Regions from separate parts of the Homo sapiens genome. Here all the other regions are linked to region 1. A link is a loop called in an ENCODE intact Hi-C map of the cell type or tissue named here. Cell type or tissue: pancreas. All regions are shown on one strand. Links, peaks and the distances in the headings refer to the core of each region. The heading gives the core; the rest is flanking DNA.

What was found. Peaks named below come from ENCODE experiments on the same cell type or tissue, not always from the same donor. Only the 100,000 strongest peaks of a DNase experiment are listed, where the experiment ranks them.
Region 2: it touches region 1 in a loop (4-fold over the local background); 81 of 110 quality-filtered maps call a loop at or near these places.
Region 3: a loop joins it to region 1, with 5 times the contacts of the local background. A loop is called at or near these places in 95 of 110 quality-filtered maps.

What each region holds. Positions count from the first base shown.
Region 1 is chrX:118,836,885-118,843,048 of GRCh38, forward strand. LINC01285 (long intergenic non-protein coding RNA 1285) reads left to right here and starts at 2,672. Exons shown (of 7, transcript NR_110393.1): 1 at 2,672-2,891; 2 at 4,931-4,981. RefSeq lists a silencer at 2,470-2,539. In pancreas, for the core only: a CTCF peak has its summit at 2,594 (motif pointing right); a DNase peak (open chromatin) is centred at 2,607; H3K4me3 peaks cover 762 bases.
Region 2 is chrX:119,002,998-119,008,473 of GRCh38, forward strand. It overlaps LONRF3 (LON peptidase N-terminal domain and ring finger 3), which reads left to right. Exons shown (of 11, transcript NM_001031855.3): 6 at 3,124-3,238. Among named protein-coding and RNA genes, the nearest start is that of LONRF3, 31 kb to the left of the region's middle. In pancreas, for the core only: a CTCF peak has its summit at 2,100 (motif pointing right); a DNase peak (open chromatin) is centred at 2,114.
Region 3 is chrX:119,065,054-119,070,529 of GRCh38, forward strand. No RefSeq gene overlaps it. Among named protein-coding and RNA genes, the nearest start is that of CT47C1, 5.2 kb to the right of the region's middle. In pancreas, for the core only: a CTCF peak has its summit at 2,209; no DNase peak of the experiment used is centred there; H3K27me3 peaks cover 832 bases.

The sequences.
Region 1 (6,164 bases), core at 538-5,537:
AATACTTAAATAATCATAAAAGTATACAGTAAAAGAAAAAATAAATCATAGGTAAACACTGAATATTTTGGGATATTTCTTTTATTTCTTTTTTATTTTTTGAAGACAGGGTCTGGCTCTGTCACCCAGGCTGGAGTGTAGTGGCACCGTCTCAGCTCACTGCAACCTCTGCCTCCTGAGCTCAAGCCATCCTCACAACTCAGCCTCCCAAGTAGCTGGGACTTTAGGCGTGTGCCACCACACCTGGTTAATTTTTGCATTTTTAGTAGAGATGGGGTCTTACCATGTTGCCCAGGCTGATCTTAAACTCCTGGACTCAAGAGATCCTCCCACCTTGGCCTCCCAAGGTGCTGAGATTAGAGGTGTGAGCCACCATGCCCAACCTGGCATATTTCTTTTAAATCTTTTTTCTAACCCTGTGAATGTAGATACATGTATAATTTACTTTATTGGGATTGTACTCTCTAAAAAGGGAGTTTTACATATGAAGTATTTATAAAATTGTTTTTGTTCTTTTTCTAATGACAAATGTGATAATTTTGAGAGCAAAATTAAAGATTATTTGTCAAAAAAGAGGAGTAAAGGGGTAAAGCCTGAGCAAATATAAAAACATACTAATAAAAAAACTATAATAAACACTGTGTTGTTACTGGCTGACAAATATCCATCATAAATTGTAATAAATATGACTCTTTTCCTAGAAAAAGCAAGAGAATTGATGGAAACACAGCTGAAAATAAAACAATGAGGGACAATAACATAAAACTGAATGACTTAGGAGAAGAAAATGATACTACTCTTTTGAGTGCACCTGTTAGAAGATTTGAATGAATGGAGAAAACTCAAGCTTAGCTGGAGGGTGGTAGGCCTGGTGGCTGGGGTAAAGAGGAAGATATCACCATAAAATCATCCAGGCCCCAGCCACATCATAGGCCAACCTCACCATTACAATGCAGGGACCCCCTGCTCCAATAGGCTTGCCAGTATGTGAAGTAGTTCACTGGGAATGAAACAAGTGTGAGGCCCGGCTTGGTGGCTCAAGCCTGTAATCCCAGCACTTTGGGAGGCCGAGGCGGGTGGATCACTTGAGGTCACGAGTTCAAGACCAGCCTGGACAACATGGTGAGACCTCGTCTCTACTAAAAAATACAAAAAGTAGCCGGGTGTGGCACGTGTCTGTAATCCCAGGTACTCAGGAGGCTGAGGCAGGAGAATCACTTGAACATGGGAGGCGGAGGTTGCAGTTAGCCAAGATCATGCCGCTGCACTCCAGCCTGGGTGACAGCGAGACTCCATTTCAAAAAAAAGAAAAATCGTGCAAATGCTTGGCTAATTATTCCAACACCATTAATTGAATAAGTGGGAGGATCACTTGAGGCCAGTAGTTGGAGAGCAACCTGGGCAACATAGCAAGACCCCATCTTTAAAACAATAAAAAATCAAATGCTCGCTCCCCATATATCACCAATGCACCTGATGATATGACGAAGTGCATTTATTGCTTCCCTCACTACGGGAGAACACCACTTCGTGAAGCTTTAGCGGTGCTTCAGACAGGAAAAGAAAGATCAGAATTTATTGAGAAATGAAAAATGGGCTTAAGGCGGTGAGTCTTTCAATGCTGGGATTTGATTGGGATTGGGTAAGAACCACGAGATACCAACATTCTAGGATTGGTGTAAGCAGCAAGAGGAGGATTTTAATGAGAGGCATTCAAAAAATTTTAGAGTGCAAACTGTTGGTGCTGTCCATTGACGAGTTGATGGGCCTTTGCAGAAGATCCTGTAATGCAGAAACTATTCGCCTGCAGAGAACGTCCTGGAAAAGTAATGCGAATGAAGACAGTGGATTAGCAAAGTCCTTTTTATGTAGATGCTACAGTGGGGTTTTTGATTCTCAGTGTCCAGGCCGAGTTTGGGGATAGATGGTTTTAATTCCCATATACATACATTTTTAATGGACAATTCACCTTAGGCACGTGTTTATTTTATGGTGTCAAAATCCTTTCATTTCTCGAAGGTGTTTACTGAGACCTGAGTTAGTTGCTAAACTAGCTGGTTTAAAGCTAAACAAGTAGCTTAAACCTGTCTGCTAAAACCTTCAGGTGGATTATTTCATTTGCTCCTCACAAACACCTGTGAATCCTCACAAACACTTCACCATTATTGTCCCTATTTTATAGAAGAGGAGAATGAGACTCAGAAGTAATAATTAGCTCACAATCTCGGGGCTACAAATACATGTTTTCAGGAGCATCAGCAAAACCCTCTTAATCAAACAAACAAACATAAACTCCAAAACCCTGCCTTATTCTTCTGTTTTTGCACAAGGAGCTGGAATCCAGGTTCAAGATAATTATCTGGCCATTCTGTCTTCTTAGAGGTCCTTTTCCCTTTCGGGGGAAGGGAGGAAAGGGTGGAAGCGGCTTCCACCCACTCCAGTTCGGGCTTGGGTCAGCTCCCTGGGCTTCGCGGAGCACGCCCTGGTGCCACCGGCGGGGCCATTTCCGCCGCGGGGGCCCAGACAGCGCCGCCGGCTCGCGTAGGGTCCAGCGGACCGGCAGGCTCGCCCTCGCGGTGCCAGCTCTGCTCTCTTCTGGTCACCAGGGGGCGCCAGAAGCAATGGTGCATCCCGAAAGGGACGGCGGCCACGTGACAGGGGGGTCACGCGCAGGGTCGTAGGGGACCGCCTGGGGATCCCCGGACGGCTGCGAGGAATGAGCGGTTGGCTCGGGCTGGTTTCCTCCCTCCACCGCCTGCTTGTTTCGCCATGCCCGGGCCGGACGGTGGGGCTGCAGCGGCGAAAGCGACTGAAGTCCGGGAGCAGTCGCATGAGCTTCCCGGTCACCAGGAGGCCCCGGGAACAGACACCTCACCCTGACATTGTGGCAGGTTTGGCCCTTCCCGCAATGCAACAAAGGAGGGACTTTGTCCCAGCCTTTCCCCTAGCCAGGAGAGGTGCTGTTAAATCCCTTTGTGCCTCCCCACCGGCCTTGGAGAGATGAGATTTCCCCTGTAGTACCCCAGGGGACGGGCCGACGGGATGGACTTTGTATCTTTTGGCTGATCTGGCCGGACATCCTTGCCCAATAAGCACTTACCCAGTTGCCCACCCTCCAAAAAAAGGAGAAAATCAAATCAGTAATTTGATCGATCATTTTCATAGATATGCTGTAATAGAACAATTCACCTGGTTGTGAACTGGGCTGGGGAGTTTCAAGACGTGAGTTTGTTAACTGACTAGTTTCTTGCTTGGTGTAGAGGCCTTAGGCACTCTCACACTTAAACCAGCAGAAAGGCCAGGGAGTATCTAGACTACACACTGGGGTCACTCAACTGGAAACACGTTGTACACCTCAAGACATCGTACAATTTCTCAGACTGAGATGCTGGCTGTGATGTCTATGCAGCACAGCCCCAAGTCCCAACTGACAGAAATGTCTCAGAAACTTAATTCACCACGGTCTTTTTTTTTTTTTTTTTGAGACAGAGTCTTGCTCTGTCGCCCAGGCTGGAGTGCAATGGCGCGATCTCGGCTCACTGCAACCTCTGTCTCCTGGGTTCAAGCAATTCTCCCGCCTCAGCCTCCTGAGTAGCTGGGATTACAGGCGCCCGCCACGACACCCGGCTAGTTTTTGTATTTTTTAGTAGATATGGGGTTTCACCATGTTCGCCAGGCTAGTCTTGAACTCCTGACCTCAAGTAATCCGCCCATCTTGGCCTCTCAAAGTGCTGGGATTACAGGCGTGAGCCACATGCCTGGCCTCACCACGGTTTTATTTTTGTTTTTGTTTTTTTTTGTTTTTGTTTTTGTTTTTTCTTGAGACGGTCTCACTCTGTCGCCCAGGCTGGAGTGCAGTGGCACGATCTCGGCTCACTGCAACCTCTGCCTCCTGGGTTCAATCAGTTCTCCTGTCTCCAACTCCCGAGTAGCTGGAATTACAGGCATGCCACCACCATGCCCAGCTAATTTTTGTATTTTTAGTAGAGACGGGGTTTCACCATGTTGGCTAGGCTGGTCTCGAACTCCTGACCACAGGTGATCTACCCGCCTTGGCCTCCCAAAGTGCTGGGATTACAGGCGTGAACCACTACCAGCAGCCTCACCACAGTTCTTAATAGAAGTAGTCTATTTGAGGAAAAACAGTTAATTTATAAAGAAACTGAATAATGTAATAAATTGAGGAATTTTTTCCCAGCCTTGTACTTTTTATACCATCAAATCCACTGACTTTAAGTGTACAGTTTAAAAAATAAATTTAGCCAGGAGCGGTAGTGCACACCTGTAGTCCCAGCTACTTGGGGGCTGAGGTGGGAGGATCACTTGAGCCAGGGAGGTTGAGGCTGCAGTGAGCTGTGATTGTGCCACTGCACTCCAGTCTGGGTGACAGAGCAAGACCCTGTCTCAAAACTAAACAAATAAATAAAAATAAATTTATGGAGTTGTGCAACCATCACCACAATACAGTTTTAGGACATTTTCCCTATCCCCCACGAATTCCCAGAAGCAGTTTGCAGTTAATCTCCTCTCTCATGTTTAGCCCTAGGCAACCATTTGTCTGCTTTCTGTCTGTATATAGTTGCTTTTTCTGGACATTTCACATGAATGGACTCATACAATATGTGGCCTTTTGTGTCTGGGTTCTTTCACTTAACATGATGTTTTCAAGGTTCATCCATTTTGTAACATTATCAATACTCCCTTCCTTTTTCTGGCTAAATAATATTACATTGATGGATATACCATATTTTGTTTTTCCACTCATCAGTTGATAAACATTTGAGTTGTTTCCACTTTTTGGTTGTTATGAATAATTCTGTGAATATTCGTATACAAGTTTTTGTGTGGACATGTTTTGGGTTCTCTTGGGTATATACCTAGGAGTGGAATTGCTGGGTTTTATAAAGTAACTGTATGTTTAACTTTTTAGGAACTTCTGGATTGCTTTCCAAAGTGGCTGCACTGTTTTCTATCCCCACTGGTAAATGTATGAGGATTTCTATTTCTCCACATCCTTACCAATACTTTCTTGTCTGTCTTTTTGATTAGTGTCTCATTGTGATGTTAATTTGCCTAGATTGAGTGACTTTTGGTTGTATTTGGTTTAGCTAGTTTCACTTCATTTAATGAATGCCTTTTTTAGTGTTATAAAAATTAGGAGCTGAAATGAATAATACATAGTCCTTCCTTGCAAGGAGCTCATAGTTCCTTCAGGAAGACAGACAACAAAACAATGACAGTATAGCTTGTTAAGTGCTCTGAAGGGAGTTGAGGACAAGATGCTCTGGGGAGCAGAGAAGAGGAACACTTAACCCTGCTTGAAGGCGGGTGGAGGAAAGTATTAAGGAAACCTTTTACAGAAGAGGAACACTTAACCCTGCTTGAAGGCGGGTGGAGGAAAGTATTAAGGAAACCTTTTCCAGAAGAGGACTTAATGTGCCTCTCGTTTTCTTTTGTTTATTTTAATCAAAATTATACAAGTACATACTGTAGGTTTTTTATTTGTTTTGAAACAGCATCTCGCTCTGTCACCCAGGTTGGAGTACAGTGGCGCGTGCAATCACAGCTCACTGCAGCCTCAACCTTCAAGCAATCTTCTCACCTCAGCCTCCCAAATACCTGGGACTACAGGTGCACACCACCATGGCTGGCTAATTTTTAAATGTTGTGTAGAGACAGGGTTTCACAGCCAGGCGCAGTGGCTCACGCCTGTAATCCCAGCACTTTGGGAGGCTGAGGTGGACAGATCACCTGAGGTCAGGAGCTAGAGACCAGCCTGGCAAACATGGCGAAACCTCATCTCTACTAAAAATACAAAAATTAGCTGGGCGTGGTGGCATGCACCTGTAATCCCAGCTACTCAGGAGGCTGAGGCAGGAGAATCGTTTGAACCCAGGAGGTGGAGGTTGCAATGAGCTGAGATCGCATCACTGCATTCCAGCCTGGGTGACAGAGCAAGACTCCATCTCAAAAAAAAAAAAAAAAAAAGAAAAAGACAAAAAAAAGACAGGGTTTTGCCATGTTGCCCAGGCTGATCTTGAACTCCTAGGCTCAAGCGATCCTCCCATCTCAGCCTCCCAAAGTGCTAGGATTACAGGTATCATACTGTAGTTTTTAAAAATCAAATAGTTCTACAAGATTTGCTTTTTTTAAAAAATGAATCA
Region 2 (5,476 bases), core at 1-5,000, 170 kb after region 1:
GGTCTTGAGCTCCTCACCCCAGATGATCCACCCGCCTCAGCCTCAGAGTGCTGGGGTTACAGGTGTGAGCCACTGCACCCAGCCAAAAGCTCTTCATTTTAATACAGTCAAAATTATCAATCTTTTCATTTATAGACAGGGTCAGAATTCATTTTTTTTACCTTCAGGTCATAAAGATATTCTCCTATTTTATCTTTATTTTCTTTTATTTGACTAATTAATTTATTTGAGACATGGGGTGTCAAACTCCTGGTCTCAAGCAATCCTCTTGCCTCAGCACCCCCGCCTCAAGTAGCTGGGATTAGAGGTGCCAGCCACTGTGCCTGGCTATTTCATCTTATGAACGTTTTATTGTTCTGCTTTTCACATTTATTTTTACAGCCCACATGGAATTGATTTTTGCGAATGATATGAGAGATGATCCAATTTCATTTCCCCCTATAGATAGCCAACTCTCCTAATACCATTTATTGAGAATGCTATTTATGTATTGAAAATCTTTCCCCCATCTGCTTTGAAGTGGCACATTTGTCATAAATCAAGAATCCACGTCTGGATCTGTTTCTGGGCTTTCTGTTCTGTTCCCCGAGTCTATTTGTCCTTGTGCTAGTCATATACTGTTTTAATCACTGCAGCTTTATATGTTCTGTAATCTGGTAGAGTGAGTCCTCCCACATCGTTGCTCTTCAGATGTATCTTGGCTCTTGGCCCTTTGCTTTTCCTTATAAAGTTTAGAAATCAACTTGTCAAGTTCTACAAAAATAAACAAATGAAATAACCCATTGAGGTTTTTTATTGGGACTTAGTTGTTTAATTTCTTTCAATGAGGTGTTTGTAGCTTTTTCCAATAGAGGTCTCCTACAACTGTTGTTAGATTTCTTCCTGGACACTTGATTTTTAAAAGGAGTTGCAAATGTTATCTTTAAGATGATGACATTTCTAATGTCTATTGCTGGTATATAGAACTATAATTGTGTGTGCACGTGTGTGTGTATTTATCTAGTAACTTTGTTAATTCCATTCTTATTCTAATAATCATTTGTAGATTCTTTTAGATTTTTCTAAGTTCACCATCATATCATTTGTGAATAATGACAGATTTGTTTTTTTCCTCTCCAGTTCTCATTTTTTTTCTTGCCTTAGTGCACTGAGACCTCCATAGTAAATAGTTTTTCTTTTTTAAATAACTTTGCTTTTTGGCCAATTTGATAACTAAAATTTATTAGTTTTAATTAATTTGTTAAACAAATTAACTACTTTTTAAACAGAATCATAAAATTCAAAAAGTACCAAAAAGTTGAATACATGAAAAGTCTCTCTCCTCCTCCAGACCTCCATTGGCTTGTTAAAAATATCCCATTTCTGCTGGTCTCCTTGACCTGCTGAATCTGGAACTTTAGCCAGTGGAGCTTCACAATGTATGGGTTTTTTTGCTCCACACGTAACTGATATTTGAAGACCAATACAGTAAGTTTGCCTATGCAGAGATTAATGGGATTGTGTAACACAGTGATCCTCAATCTTGGCTGTACATTAAAACCACTGGGAGGCTTAAAAAAAATTTCTGATGCCTGTCCTGTACACTGGGCCTACTGATCTGAATCTCTGTAGGTGCTGTAGTGGGCATCTAGAGTTTTCATAGGCTCCCCAGGTGACTGGGGGAGGCAGGAAGGAGGGCTTACAAAGGGGCATGAGGAAACATTTGGGAGGGATGGGTATGTTTCCTATCTTGATTGTGGCGATGGTTTCATAAGTGTGTACATATGTCAGAACTTATCAAATTGTACACTTTACGTCTGTTCCATTTATTTTATGTCAATTTTGCATCAGTAAAGCTGTTTAAAGATAAAGCTGTTCAGGTGATTCTGATGCACAGCAATGGTTGAGAATTATTGTTGTAATAGAAAAGGCACATGACTGAAGTGGAAGTTGGATAGACTTTCATCTGTCAACAGTTGGCTGTGCGCACTTAGACAAGTAACTTCAACCCCTGTGGACCTCAGGTTCATTCTAGTTAGTGGGTTCAGTTTCTTCTCAAGTACTTTTCAGCTGGCATGTTGCTTCTTCTACTCAGTCTGGCAGTGCTGGCCAGGCTGCTGGTGCACCTCCTGGCCACACGAGGGAGCCGTGCAGCTGGCAGCCTCTGACTCTCCACTGAACACTCTTGTGAGGTGAAAATAGGCTGGTCAGGCAGGGGTCTTTCCCTTCTTCCTGTGCTGCTCCTCTTGGTGAGTGCAAGCCCCACTCCTCAACGGTCATCTTCAGCTACCCTCACTCACTGATCTCGCTGCAGGTGAGCCTTTTTTTAAGCAAAGCAAATCCATTAATTTCTGAAGGTACAGAACAAATTTATAAAAGGATTCCCACATTGCTTTGAAAATATCCTGTTCTCCCCAAGCAATTAAAATAGTACCAAATTGAAGTATATGTATGTATATATATGTATGTACACATGTAAATGTATGTATATATGTGTGTATATGCATCAATATAGATCCATATCTAGTCTATATCAGTAAGCACACTAACAATACTATTCTCCTGCCCCTATGAAAATTATCTATATAAAAGGCAGTTATGTTTGTTAGAGGTACAATTTTGATATCCTTCAGGCATTAACATTGCTTAGACGAAAAGAGGAATCAAGGTTAGCAAACGGTTTTTTTCCATGGTAATATGATGTAAAGTGCTTAAATGGGTAAATGTGTAAGAGAGAGAATGTGTGTGCGTGTGTGTGTGTTTGTGTGTGTGTGTTTACATATACTCAGGTGAACAGGTTGGCTAAATATTTTCGGAATGGAATTTATCCAGACACTCTGTGCATTAATCTCTATTTTTCTTGGACCAGACAGGGCAAAAAATCTGAATTCCCCAGAAGAGATAGACTAGAATTGATGTTACAAAATGATCTAGCTATGCCCTAAACTTTAATAAATGTATTTTAATCCAGCTCAAAAATGAAAGGCAAATGTTTATCTGAAGTATAACAATAGCGACTTTTTAAAAAGAACTCCTCCCCCACCCTAAAATATTCTAAATAATGCTTTAAAAACTTAGCTTTGAGTCACTCTTTTATTTTTGGTCTTATTGCAGTTTTCTTCCATTTTGATTCCTAAATTTCAGATTATTCTATGAGCCAGTCACAACACCTTGCGGGCATACTTTTTGCTTAAAATGCCTAGAAAGATGCCTAGATCACAACGCAAAGTGTCCATTGTGCAAAGACGGTCTTTCACAGGTAAATCAATATTTCTTTCTTGTTTGGTTTAAATCAGTATTTCTTTCTTGTTTTGTTTAGTTTATTTGGAATTGGGCACTAAGACAGTGTTCAACTGGACCCCCAGCCACGGCACTGTGGTAGGGCACATTACTCCCTCAAACCATCTATTTCTCCTGTCTTCTTTTTTTTTTTTTTTTTTTTTGACTGAGTCTCCACTCTCCCACCCAGGCTGGAGTGCAGTGGCGTGATCGCGGGTCACTGCAACCTCCGCCTCCTGGGTTCCAGCAGTTCTCCTGCCTCAGCCTCCCAAGTAGCTGGGATTACAGGCGCATGCCACCACGCTCGGCTAATTTTTGTTTTGTTTTGTTTTGTTTTGTTTTGTTTTGTTGAGACGGAGTCTCGCTCTGTCGCCCAGGCTGGAGGGCAGTGACGTGATCTCCACTCACTGCAAGCTCCGCCTCCCGGGTTCATGCCATTCTCCTGCCTCAGCCTCCCCGAGTAGCTGGGACTACAGGCGCCCGCCACCACGCCTGGCTAATTTTTTGTATTTTTAGTAGAGACGGGGTTTCACCGTGTTAACCAGGATGATCTGGATCTCCTGACCTCATGATCCACCCGCCTCGGCCTCCCAAAGTGCTGGGATTACAGGCGTGAGCCACCACGCCCGGCCTAATTTTTGTATTTTTAGTAGAAATGGGGTTTCACCATATTGGTCAGGCTGGTCTCGAACTCCTGACCTCAGGTGATCCACCCACCTCAGCCTCCCAAAGTGCTGGGATTACAGGCATGAGCCACCACGCCCAGCCTATTTCTCCTGTCTTATAGCCACTGTCCCCCTCTCCATAAAGTCCTTCAGGAAAATGAGGCAACATGCAGCTTTTTATGCAGTGTAAGTAGGGAAATTAATTTGTGTTGGAAACGAAAGTATTAAATAGATGATAAACTTGGATCCTGGTTCTAATGTCATCGTGGCACCTGATACACTGTAATCTTGAGTAAATCTTTTGTCCCCTCTAGGATTGGACTAGGTAAGCCCTGATGTTCCCTTATCATCAGTGTTTATTCTGTGGCTTGAAGATAACAGCTCCAAAGGCCCCAGAAGAACCTCACAGAACTTCAGTGTGATCCTTGTCCAACCCATCAGGAGCCACTGTACCTGGAAGCCCTAGAGCTTTTGCAGACCGCAGCCCTCTAGGACTTCCAGGTTCTCTAAAACTAATCACACAAACTCCCACCTTTGTTTTTCAAGTGAACCTGAAGGAATTTCCTACAGATAAAGAAGACCTGAGAATCTATCTTGTTTTCCCTCCCTCAGGGACTTATCTGCCACATTTTACAATCGGTGTTAATGTTCCTTGACCCCTGTCATTCCTGAGGAGAGGTTGGAGATGCAAGGCTATCTCTAGGTGACTACAGGTCAAGAGAAGTCACATGTTGAGCTTTACCATCACCCCAGTATTTAAATTAAGGGAATGGAGTGAAATCATCATCACTGGTAGCCCTGAGGGTATGCGTTGGGATTGGGAGGAGGGTCAATGTCATACCTTTCCCTGGATAAAGTTGTAGGATTTGCAGGCCTGATTGTAGGTGAGAAGTCCTTGATCCTTATACTGAAATAATACATCTGTGTTGTTGTAGCACTGGAAAATTCAGATTAAGTGGAAAGAAGAAAAATCTACCCATATGCTCAGTACCTAGAGAAAACCACTGTTAGTTAACATTTTAGTATGTGCCTTTTCTGGCTTTTTGTTTTAGTATCAGCAGAGGAGTCACCTACTTTTTAGACTGACTACCTCCTCAGTCAATGCTTATCCCCCACAACTGGGACTGGGAAATGCAGTTGATTTTCCCATAGCCAGGCAATGGCAGTGACAGTGGCAGATAAGGCATCCTGGAGACAGATGCTATAGAGTTCAGGACTTGGGGTCTAGAAGATATTCTCATCTATCTCTGTTTATTCACATAGGGTCACACTTGCACCATTTTACATAGAATTAAATATTCCAATCATTTTCACTGCAGAATAGAGACACAGCCCATACTGAGAAAGGAACAAAATTGTTTGAAGCCAACAGTTTTATACTCAGGCGCTCCCCCTGCTGGGACTGTAGGGGTAGTTTCCATAGCAAGCAATTCTCTGCAGATGTTTTAACATCAGTTGTTTGATTCACACCGTTAAATACCCACTACCTAAACATCCCTGGGTATGCATCGGACAGGGGTGTTTGGGAGGAGAGTAACAGTGACAATTGAGCC
Region 3 (5,476 bases), core at 1-5,000, 230 kb after region 1:
CACTACTCTGATCTCGGTGCCTTTACTGTTTGATCTGTTTCTTTGACATTTTCTGGTTATATCAAGACTCTCCGGCTCACTACCATATCCTAAGGCCTAACACTACATATGGTCTAGTGAAGCGGTAGCATGTACTGCTATTTAACCTTTAATGCATAGGTTTTGTCCCCCCAGCTGAACTCCAAGCTACTCGAGGGCAGGAATTATATGCTGAGGACCCATATGTTGCTTATGTGCCAGGCTTTGTTCTAAGATTTTACATATATTAGTTCATTTAACACTCACAACAAGCCTATGTGATAAGTGCTCTTATTATCTACATTTTTCGTATTTTAAAAAACCCACTGAAGTTCAGGGAGGCTAAATAACTACCCAAGATCACGCAGGTACTAAGTGGCAGAGCTTGGGTTAAAATCCAGGCAGTTCAGCCCCCGAGTTTGACAAATTCTTTGTTTTATATTCACAGCAGGGACATCTGGAATTAAAACGTACCATCCTCTGGAGAAAGTCATCCTTATTCATTTTTTCCCTGGACCTGAGGTGCCTCTCAAGGAGTTGGAGAAATCAGAATCTCCCTAATAGAGATGAGCTCAAGGGTAAAAAAAAAAAAATGTGATGGATAAGATCTAAGCTTACTACACAGATAAATGACTGCATATTACCCGCATACCAAAGCACTTTTTCCTTTACAAAACCCTTGCCTGCAAATTCCTTCAAAGAGAAAGCACCCTAATGCATTTCAAATAAGCTCTCTGTATGCAACATTTCCCTTTTCAGCCCTCCCGCATCTCTCCCCACCCGCTCCAACTGTCAGTGGAGTGGCTTGAGTGGGAACTGCTATAGGTTTTTAGAACTTATGGTAGTGAATGTGTGTCCTTTTAACTTCCAGAAGACTCTGGAGGTCAGTGGGCTGGTGAGGCAACCTGTTGCCAAACAGTGCCAAATGGTCATTTGAAGCTAAACCAGCCCAGAGGATGAGCTGTGGGCTGTACTGCAAAGGGAGTTGTTTGGTTGTTGGCATGGGGCTTCCTGAACTAGACCTGTCAAAGAGCCCATGGAGCTATCTTGAAATGTTCTTTAGTTACAGTCCTTTACAGTAGCTCCTTCAATTGCCCCATCGATAGCCCTGCCATGAGAAACAAGAACCCCTTCTGCAAGCCATTTGGAATATAGAGGAAGGGGAAATCATTATCTATCTATCTATCTATCTATCTATCTATCTATCTATCTATCTATCTGGCCAAGAGTGGCCTGATTTTTGTTCTCATTTCTTTGAACTGAGGTCCACTCCGTTATAACCTTGCTTTGTTCTTTCCCAGTCCTAGACTGCCATAGATAGTGGGCTTGCAGCTTTGTATGGAGGCATTCATTGGGCACCAGTGCACTGACAGTCTCTGAAGAATTATTAGGTCAGCTGGTTCCAAAGCATTTCAGGCTGATTAAGGCCCTGGAAGAATCTTTTTCCTAGCCCCTTCTGTTACCTCTTCCGTGCCTTCCCCTCCAGTTCACTCAGAGGCTGGTTCATGACCAGTTGCAAAAAGCAGGGTAGTAGCGCATACGAATCTTCTCTCTAAATCCTCTTCAGATGTATTTCACTTATAATACGTGTTCTTGAAAATATGCATTAATAAAATTGTGTTTGCTTGAATAGAGAAGCTACCATCACTGTGTGGATTAGAATGGCATTGGTGTAAAAATCTATGAAGATAATACATGCCAAGTTAGATCAATGCAGTTTGGTAGGTGGTATCTCCTTAGATCCTCACAATGCCACCCTTATCCTCCGGTTACAAGTAAGGAAACTGAGGAAGAGTGATTCCCAGAAAAAGAAGAGGAAGACAAGATAAAGAGGTAAAAGATAAGAGAAGAAAAGTACGGGAAGTTTTGGGCAGAAGGTAAGAGGATATTGGTAGAGCTTTGTGGGGGTGGGTTAGGAGAGGTGAGGGGAAGCTTTTAGGTAAGGACAGATGTCCTTATTGTGAATCTGGAAGGGCACAGAAAAGAAACCAAAACTTAAACATTTCTGGAGGCACTGCCTGGGCCACCCTCCTGGAATGAGAAGATCTGAGGTCAGAGTAGCTAAAAAAAAAAAAAAAAAAAAATCCTTCTATAAATTATGCCTTCTCTTGGAGCGAAGTGCGACCTCTACTCTGAAACAGAGTCATACAGCACCACTCAGTGGCAGTCTCTCGGTAGTGCACCGAGAGTGTCTGCAGCAGCCACCCGGACCCAATGAATCAGAACCTTGAAAGACAGAGGAGAGGCGGTTATGTTATTTTATTTAATCCCCACGAGGTTTTGATGTGATGCCACATTTGAGAATTTCAGGCCAAACTTGTGCTTTCTCTATGATATGAAGACTTTTTAATTTAATCCCCATGAGATTCTGATGTGCTGCCACATTTGAGAATTTCTGGCCACACTTGTGGTTTCTCTATGACATGAAGGCTTTTTCTGATGCCAATCAGTGTGGCAGGAGGCACCTGGGCAAAGCAGAACCTAGACCCTCTCTTTGCTCTTTGCATTCTCTTCTCAGGAGTTTCCTTCTTTCTCATCAACTATCACTTCTCAGTGCATGATTATGTATTAGGTGCTGTGGTGATATAGCATGGCACAAGACAAACAAGATGTCTGTTCTCATGGAGCTTACAGGGAGAAAGACAGCAAATCTATACTTACAGATGGTGATAGGTTCTATGAAGGTAGTAGACAGATATGGCAGTGAGACAGAAAATAACTGAGGTCAGAGAAGGCCTCTTTGAGGAGTTGACATTGAAGCCAAGACTTGAAGGTTGAGAAGAAGCCAGCCATGGGAAGAGTAGAAGCAAGGTCTTGCACACCAAGGAGCACAGCTTGGCAAGAGGACTGCAGGCTAGATTTCGGCCCACCCTACACCTCAGCTGGATACCTTTGTGTAGAGAACAATCTGCACGATCTTACATGAGAGTAGGGGGTAAGGGGATTGTTCCAGCAGATGGAATTTCATGTGTAGGCAAGAACATGTATTCTAGAAATTATGAGAACAGTGCCAGGAAAAGACTAGATCACAAAGGGTCTTATGGGGTAAGATAAGGAGTTTGTATCTTATTTAATTCACAAGAAGCCAGTGAAGGTTTTTAAACAGGATGACTGAAAGATATGAATTATATTCTTTAAAAAACTCTCTAGTTGTGCAGAGAATCCACTGGAAGGGGAAAAACCAGTTAGGAGGCTATTGAGTAGTCAAATCAGAAATGCTAAAGGTTTGCATTAGAATGAGAGTATTAATAGTTGAAGAGATGAGAAGTGGACAGATTTGAGAGACGTTTAGGAGGTAAGCCGACAGATGGAATGGATGTAGAAAAGAATTAAAGAGGGCAACCAGGTTTCCGATGAAAGCATCTTGGTGGGTAGAAGTGCCATTTCCTAAGAGGAAAGAACAAGCAGAGAGGAGGAGCAAATCCAGAATGACATTTTAGCTACTTCAAGTTGGAGAGATCTGTGAGATACTCAAGTGGAGATGCCAAGTCAAATTTGTTATAAACTTGGAAGAGGGGTTTGAGACACAGATATCAATTTGGAAATTATAATCATTGGGTTATCTTCAAGGCCTTGAAACAAAGATTAGATCACTGAGGGAAGGGAGTATAGAAAGGCAAAGTCCCAGAACAGAGCCCAGAGAAACTCTAGTTTGGGGGAATGAGGTAAAGAGTGGCCAAAGAGGAGAAAACTCAGAAAACTGTAATGCCACAGAAATCCTGAAAGGGGCTGTTTAAGGAAGAGTAATGTGGGTAGCTGCTGCTGAAGGATCAAGAAAACTGAGAATAGAAAGAGACTGATGGCTTTGACCACATGGTGGTCATTGCAGACCATAGTCGGAGCAAGGGCACCAAACTGGAAAAATAAGAAGTGGTGGTCAGAGTGTGGAATTCTTAAGATTTTTTAATCTTGAGATTTTGGGAGTGATGTATATTTTCATTAAGAAAGGTCTAGGATCCTTGGCATGGTCCTGAGAGTAAGTGGATGAGGTAGGGTAGATGGCAAATTATTGGAAATGTAGAAGCTGAGAAACAGAAACGTTTGTGTGTTCAATGGCAAAATTGTCAAAGATTTAGGGTGGAGGGAAAGTGTAGTGAAACTGTGGTTGCCAAGCAGTCTTGAGCGTGCTCATGACCACAAATTTTTAGTGAATTTAGTCAACCAACTTTCAATATTTTTATCTGCTTCATTTAGTGGCAAGGAAAAAGTAATATAGTGCAATTCAACTAGAGTTTGGGGTTTTGCCTAGTAGATATGATAGACAGCTAAGAGGAGAAAGGGAATGGAGTGAGTGAGTAGGTATCAGTTTCCTATTGCTGCTGTAACAAATCACCACAAACTTTGTGGCTTAAAATACAGACTTAAAATATTAGAGTTGCAGAGGTCAGAAGTGTCATTGAGCTGAAATCAAGGTGTGGGCAGAGCTGTATTCCTTCTGGAGACTCTAGAGGAGAATCTGTTTCTTTGACTTTTCCAGCTTCTACAGCCTGCCCACTTTCACTGGCTTATAGTTTCCTTCCTCCATCTTTAAAGCCAGCAACATCAGGCCAAGTCTTTCTCATGCTGCCATCTCTTTGGTTCTCTCTTCTAATTCCCTCTCCCACTTTTAAGGATGCTTGTGACTGCATTGGGCCTATCTGACTAATCCAGAATAATCTCCCTATCCTAAAGTCAACTGATTAGCAACACTAACTCCATCTGCAACCTTAATTCCCCTCTGCCAGGTAACCTAACAGACCCACAGGGTTCTGGGGATTAGGACATGGGCATCTTTGGGGAGGCCAGCATTCTGCCTGTGATAATAGCAACACATAATGGATGGAATTTAAACTGGGTAAGTAGGCAAATGAAGAAGATGGTAGGAAGGTAGAGTGAAAAAGTGGCTAGGTCAGCAGATTGGGGAAATAATCTGATGGGATTGAAACATTGTAGCAGTAGAGAAGAAATTTTCTAAATGGTGCCATTTCTGGTAATGGAAAAGGCTAGTGTAGGACCATGGGGGTAAGTATCTGATGTAAGTTTGTAGAAAAGATCAGATGAGGAGGTCACGGAAGTGGAATTCCAGGTCATGGGATAAGTCATCCCTGTGGATGTTAAAGTCACGAAGAATGATGAACAAACTTCAGTGTAGGAAAGAAGACTGATGATGCAAGAAAGGCATAAACCCCACAAGCTAGATAAGCCTGTAAGTGAAAAGGAGCCTGTGGTGGTGCAGACTTGCCCAGAATCAGAAGGATGGAGCCCTGACATGCAACTCCACTCCCAGGGGCTGAGCTCAAAGTTACAGAGTCTGTGCAATGACCCCCTTGGGATGTGGAAGTCAAAGTCAAATCCCAAGAGAGACCAGCATTCCAGACTGTCCCTCGCCCCTCCCGTGGCTTCCATGAGAAGCAGGAAGTGCTGGGCTTGAGGACCGTGGGCTCTACCTGGCCTGGAAGGAGATGGCACTCCTGTGCCA